Regions from separate parts of the Homo sapiens genome. Here region 2 is linked to region 1. Evidence: chromatin contacts called from ENCODE Hi-C data. All regions are on one chromosome and are shown on one strand. The core of a region is the stretch at or near the end of the contact, and the rest is flanking DNA. Distances in the headings are between cores, read along the strand shown.

Region 1 (3,127 bases), core at 406-2,905:
TATTTTATATTCCTATAGTTACTATATTCCTCTTACTGTCTGGGTCTTTCCAGACTCTTAGCTGTGTCTCCTCGATTGAGGGGTCTGCTGGATTCTGCTTGAATTACTCCTCCATGTGCTGTGGCCTGGAAACTCTTTCAAGTCCGTAAGCTGGGGCGGTCATAGGCTTCCCGTCATTTGTTCCTTATCACGCAGGGATCACTGTCCTTTGTTGCCTGTTACCAAGTGTCCTGGAAACGACCGTTTCATATATTTTGTCCATTCTTTTTGGTTGTTTCAGGCATGGAGGTAAATCTGGTTTCCATTACTCTTTCTTGGTTGGAAGTAGAAAGAAATCTCTTTTTATTGATGTGAAATTCAAATAGCATAAAAGTAACCATTGAAAAATGAACGATTCAGGGGCATTTAGTATATTCATAATGTGGTGCAAGCACCACCTCTGTCTAGTCCCCATTTTTATCACCCCAGAAGGAAACCTATTACCCCTCCCTCAGTCCTTGGCCTGTGCCTTCTCTATGGATTTAAATATTCTGGATATTTCATGTAAATAGGATCCTATGATATGTGATTTTTTGTGTCTGGCTTCTTTCACTTAACATAATGTTTTCAATTTCAGTGCTCACCCATGCTGTAGTATGTATCAGTAGTTCGTTCCTTTTTATTGCCAAATGATATTTCTTTCATTCTGTGTTGTAAGGGCCAAGGGAAAACTCCTCCTTTGCCCTGTGAAATTTTGCTGAAAAATCAACTGACAAAAGGCAAATTAATAAGAGAAAAGGCACACAGATTTATTAATGTGCACATGGGAGAAAACCACAGAGTAATTACCCCAACCCCTCAATAGGGTTCAGAAGCTTATACAACATCTTGAGGTTGCAGAAAGAATAACGGCTTGGATTATGGCAAAACAGGTTATGGGAGGGGGAGAAGGGGAGGCATGGCTAGCATACGTGGTCTTGTAATGTAAATGAAACTTCACAGGTAGCAGCCCTCAGAAAGAATAGATGGCAAATGTGTCTTCCAGACTTTTATTTTTTTATTTTTATTTTTATTTTTTTCAGTGGAGTTTCGCTCTTGTTGCCCAGGCTGTGGCACGATCCCGGCTCACTGCAACCTCCACATCCCAGGTTCCAGCGATTCTCCTGCCTCAGCCTCCCGAGTAGCTGGGATTACAGGCATACACCACCATGCCCAGCTAGTTTTGTATTTTTAGTAGAGACGGGGTTTCTCCATGTTGGTCAGGCTGGTCTCGAACTCCCAACCTCAGGTGATCCACCCACCTTGGTCTCCCAAAGTGCTGGGATTACAGGCGTGAGCCAACATGCCTGGCTCTTCCAGACTTTTAAAGGTGTCAGACTCTCAGTTAATCTTTCCTAGATTAGACAAAGGAAGGCCTCAGAAAAAGCCTGGCTGCATCTGTGCAGATTTTCTCTACAGATGCCAAGTCTCTTCCACAAAAGGCAGCTTTGCAGGCCTACTTCTGTTTGCAAGCCCTCTGAACAGCTATCTCAAAATACGTCAGATTTTTGGTTTTGGGTGCACTATTTTGATTTCCTTTAATGTATATGCCATGATTTGTGATTCATGTATCTGCTGATGGACATTTGGGTTGTTTCCACCTTTCAGATATTGTGAATGCTGTGGCCATGAGCATGCGTGCCTATGTGTTTGTTTCAGTACCTGTTTTCAATTCTTTTGTGAATACACCTGGGAGTGGGATTGCTGGGTCATATGATAATTCTATTCTTAACTTTTTGAAGAACTGCCAAATTGCTTTCCACAGTGGCTTAACCATTGCACATTTTCATCCTCTTTTTTTAAAAAAAACAATTTTTGGGGGGTATGAATTTACATACCTTAAATCACACACATTTTAAGTATACAGCTCAATGAGTTTTGTCAGATGAACACATTTGTATAATCACCATCACAATCAAGAAAGTAAACTTTTCTATCACCTTAGAAAGTTTCCTCATATCTATGTGGAGTCAATTCCTCTTTTAGTCAACCACTGTTTTCGTTAACTGTAGATGAGCTTTGCTTGTTCCAGAACTTTATATCAATGCAGTGTGTACTCTTTTGGATCTGAAGTCTTTTGTTCTGCCTAATGTTTTTATGAGATTTATCCATGCTGATAGGTGTACTACAGTTTGTCCCTTTTGACTGCTGAGTAAAATTCTATCTTGTTGGTATACCACGATTTGTTCATCTGTTGAATGTATATTTGGGTTGTTTTCAGTTTGGGGCTATTATAAATAAAGCTATAAGCATTTTCAGTCTATGTGTGTCTTCATAATGAAGCTTTATGTCTTATAGATAACATATATTTGAGTTCTACTTTTTATCCACTTGGACTACAGGCACGCACCACCATGTCTGGCTAATTTTTTTTGCATTTTTTGGAGAAGGGGTTTCACCATGTTGCCCAGGCTGGTTTCAAACTCCTGGGCTCAAGTGATCCTCCCATCTTGGCCTCCCAAAGTGCTGGGATTACAGGTGTGAGCCACCATGCCGGGCCTCAATCTCTGCCTTTCAATTTGCGGCTTTTACATTGAAAGTAATTTTTGATATGGCTGTGTTTAAATCTATTAAATTGGTACAAAAGTAATTGCAGCAAAAACTGCAGTTACTTTTGCACCAACCCAATATTATTTTGCTACTTGTTTTCCATTTGTTTATTCAGTTTTTTTCTTCTTTGTTGCTCCTTGTCTTCCTTCTTTGGGTTAACCAATTTTTTTTTTTTTTTGAGATAGAGTCTCACTCTGTCACCCAGGCAGGAGTGCAGTGGTGCAGTCTCGACTCACTGCAACCTCTGCCTTCCGGGTTCAAGTAATTCTCCTGCCTCAGCCTCCCAAGTAGCTGGGACTACAGGCATATGCCACTACACTCAGAAAATTTTTGTTTTTTTAGTAGAGACGAGGTTTTACCACATTGGCCAGGCTGGTCTCGAACACCTGACCTCAAGTGATCCACCTGCCTCGGCTTCCCAAAGTGCTGGGATTACAGGCGTGAGCCACTGCGCCCAACCACCAAATATTTTTTGATATTCCATTTTATTTCCTCTATTTGCTTCTTTCTTTTTCTTTTTTTTTTTTTTTTGAGATGGAGTCTCGCTTTGTGTGCAGTG
Region 2 (3,127 bases), core at 377-2,876, 370 kb before region 1:
CCACCGTGCCCAGTCTCTCTCTCCTCTCCTCTTCTGTCTTGTCCTCTCCTCTCCTCTCTCTCTCTCTCTCTCTTTAAAGAGCTTGAGTCTCTCTGCTCAAAATTTCAAACTCAAAAAGTTTACTCATCTGGATTACTTTCATATAGGCTTCTGAGACTGAGTCAGAGCCTTGGAACCCAGCTGATCTACTTGTTTGTGGCAGTAGAGCGGCAGATACCCTGGTTGGCCTCCAGGTCTCCAATCTCTCCTTGTTCCTCACTAACAGGGCTCCAGCTGGGCTTAGGGCAGCAGGTTGCCCATGGAAGATCACATACCTCCCCAGAGCCCCTTGAAGCTGAAGTGTCTACAACCCAAGTCTGGCCAAAAAATATCCGTAGAAGCTTCCTCTGTGGGGCTTTCAGGAAAGCCCTATTGTTTTCCTGAGAAAAAGGGACAAGTCCAATCAGTACACATGTTTTGCCCTTGACCCCTCCCCTTCTTTCTGTGTAGAGTATGAACACCATGCTGGAGGGGCAGCAGCCCAGCTTTCCATTGTGAGGAAGAAAGTCAGGCATTAAGAGTAGCGGAGAAAAGTTACAAGGAGGCTGGGACCTTGTTTTCTGTAAGCAGCTGCCTCAGCCCTACCTCAAGACTTCTATAATGTGAGAAAAAGAGAAAAAACCCTATTTGGTGAAGCACTATGTTCAGTGACTTGCAGCTAAGTAAAATTTTAACTGATGCAGGCCGGGCGCAGTGGCTCACACCTGTAATCCCAGCATTTTGGGAGGCTGAGGCAGGTGGATGACTTGAGGTCAGGAGTTCAAGATCAGCCTGGCCAACATGGTGAAACCCTGTCTCTACTAAAAATACAAAAAATTAGCTGGCATTGTGGCAGGCACCTGTAATCCCAGCTACTTGGGAGGCTGAGGCAGGAGAATCGCTTGAACCCAGGAGGCAGAGGTTGCAGTGAGCCGAGATTGCACCACTGCACTCCAGCCTGGGTGACAGAGTGAAACTCCATCTCAAAAGAAAGAAAGAAAGAAAGAGAGAGAAAGAAAGAAAGAAGGAAAGAAAGAAAGAATCAATCCCTATCTCTACTAAAAATATGAAATTAGCTGGGTATGGTGGCACGTGCCTGTAATCCCAGCTACTCAGGGGGCTGAGACAGGAGAATCGCTTGAACCCGGGAGGTGAAGGCTACAGTGAGTCAACATTGCACCACTGCACTCCAGCCTGGGTGAGACAGAGTGAGACTCTGTCTCAAATTTTTTTTTTTTTTTTTTACTGATGCAACTAGAAAATAGAGGAAAATGTGAAAATTATAAGCCTCCGGAAAAACTTGACATATCTTGACAATATTGGCAGCCAAATGTAGCTGGTCATTAATATAATTTTCTATATCTATGTGCTGAAACAAAATAGCCACATCTACCTTCAAATAATTACACAAATCTATAATTATGGAACAATCTAAATACAATAAAAGAAAATACAGAGAACAATGAGGATATGTAATTGAGTGACCAGATCTGGTCAGGGAGGCTTCTCTGAGGAGCTGAGATCTGTTCTGAGACTAGAAGGATGAACAGGAGTTTATTAGGCAAAGGTGGTGGCCAGAGTGAGAAGCAGCAGCATGCATGAAGGCCCCAGGGCTGTAGAGAGCACAGTGCTTTTGAGGAACTGAAAGTAGTGCCCTGTGACTGAAATATTGAGAGTAAAAAAGAAAGTAGCACAAAATTAGGCTGGAGACATAAACAGGGGCCAGATGATGCTGGGCCCTGTGGTCAGTTTATATTAAGGATTTGGGTCTTTATCCTAGATCAATGGGAAGTCACAGAAGATTCTAAACCTGTAGCGTGACTTGGCCAGATTTGAGTTTAACAAAACAAGTGACATTCAAATCATATGAACTAGGACTGGAGATGTGAGGCTGCAGGTGACGTGGGGAGCCTATTTTGATACCAGCAGAGGATGTGGGCAAGGTGAGAGATGAGGACAGCTTGGATTAAGGGGTGTAGTGGAGGTGGAGAAAAGTTATGGGATTTGAATACCATTTAAAATGTAAAACTTACAGGGCCTGGTGATGGAGTAGACATAGATGTTGCTGGGTGGAGGAGTTCCAAGAGGACTCCTCGATTCTGGCTTGCAAAACTGGATGTCCAGTAGGGGATGGGGGTGGCATTTACCAAGAAAGGAAACCTGGAGGAGGCCTGAGTTGGGTGGGGGGCATCACGGTGAGTTCCCACTGAACACACCGAGCACGAGGAGCCTGGAGACACCCACGGGGCTATGGGAGTAGGTGGTGTGAGTAGGATCTGGTGCTTAGCCGAGAGGTCTGGGCTGGAAGCATCAGCATTTAGATGGAGTGGATGAAGTCATAAATCATGAGATCATTTAAGGAGAGAAGAGAGTGAACAGAGAAGCGGGCTTAGGACCAAGCTGATACCAAGATGAATAACCTTGTTTTCACCCTCAAGAAGCTTATGGCTGTGTAGAGGTGATGAGCTATGCACATATGTAATTACAGTATAGTCAGAAAAGGACTTACACTCTACCAATACCATAAACGATGCATTCGGAGGAGGAAAACATTATACCAGCTGAAGGGATTAGCAACAACTTCATGGAGACACATTTAAGACCATCTTTTTTTTTGGTGGGGGTGGGGCAGGGTCTCACTCTATCGCCCAGGCTGCAGTACAGTGGCATGATCATGGCTCACTGCAATCTTGAGCTCCTAGGCTCAAGAAATCTTCCTGCCTCAGCCTCCCAGGTAGCTAGGACTACAGGTGCGTGCCACCAAACCGGGAAAATTGTAGAGATAGGGTCTTGAACTCCTGACTCAGGTGATCCTCTTGCCTTGGCCTCCCAAAGTGCTGGGGTTACAGGCATGAGCAACTGCACCCAGCCTTAAGACGATCTTTGCTGTATAGCTAGAATAAAGTGAGGTGGATGAGGGTAGCGATGGGCTTCCAAGTGGAAAGAGTGACTTGATGAAGGGTATGAGGCTGAAAAACCAAGACCCATGGCAAACTTCAGGGAGTTTAGCTTATCTGGAGATAGGGTATACGTGGGGAATCATTTAAAAGGTGAGTTGGAGCCAGGTTGAGGAGGGCTGTAAATACCTGGCTGAGGTGCTTGACCTATA

Evidence for each region. A loop is a pair of places that touch in the nucleus more often than their neighbours do. Pooled maps may share reads with other maps.
Region 2: a map with no recorded cell type shows a loop between it and region 1 (13-fold over the local background). The contact joins two enhancer-like sites. A Hi-C loop is called at or near these places in 8 of 37 single-sample maps with no recorded cell type and 4 of 50 pooled maps.

Annotation. Positions count from the first base shown.
Region 1 is chr10:93,108,981-93,112,107 of GRCh38, forward strand. No RefSeq gene overlaps it. Among named protein-coding and RNA genes, the nearest start is that of CYP26A1, 37 kb to the left of the region's middle. Within about 2 kb of position 1,656, at least 2 of the 41 ENCODE cell types and tissues checked have a DNase peak (open chromatin) inside an H3K27ac peak, as active enhancers do.
Region 2 is chr10:92,740,770-92,743,896 of GRCh38, forward strand. No RefSeq gene overlaps it. Among named protein-coding and RNA genes, the nearest start is that of HHEX, 52 kb to the left of the region's middle. RefSeq lists an enhancer at 1,699-2,038. Within about 2 kb of position 1,627, at least 4 of the 41 ENCODE cell types and tissues checked have a DNase peak (open chromatin) inside an H3K27ac peak, as active enhancers do.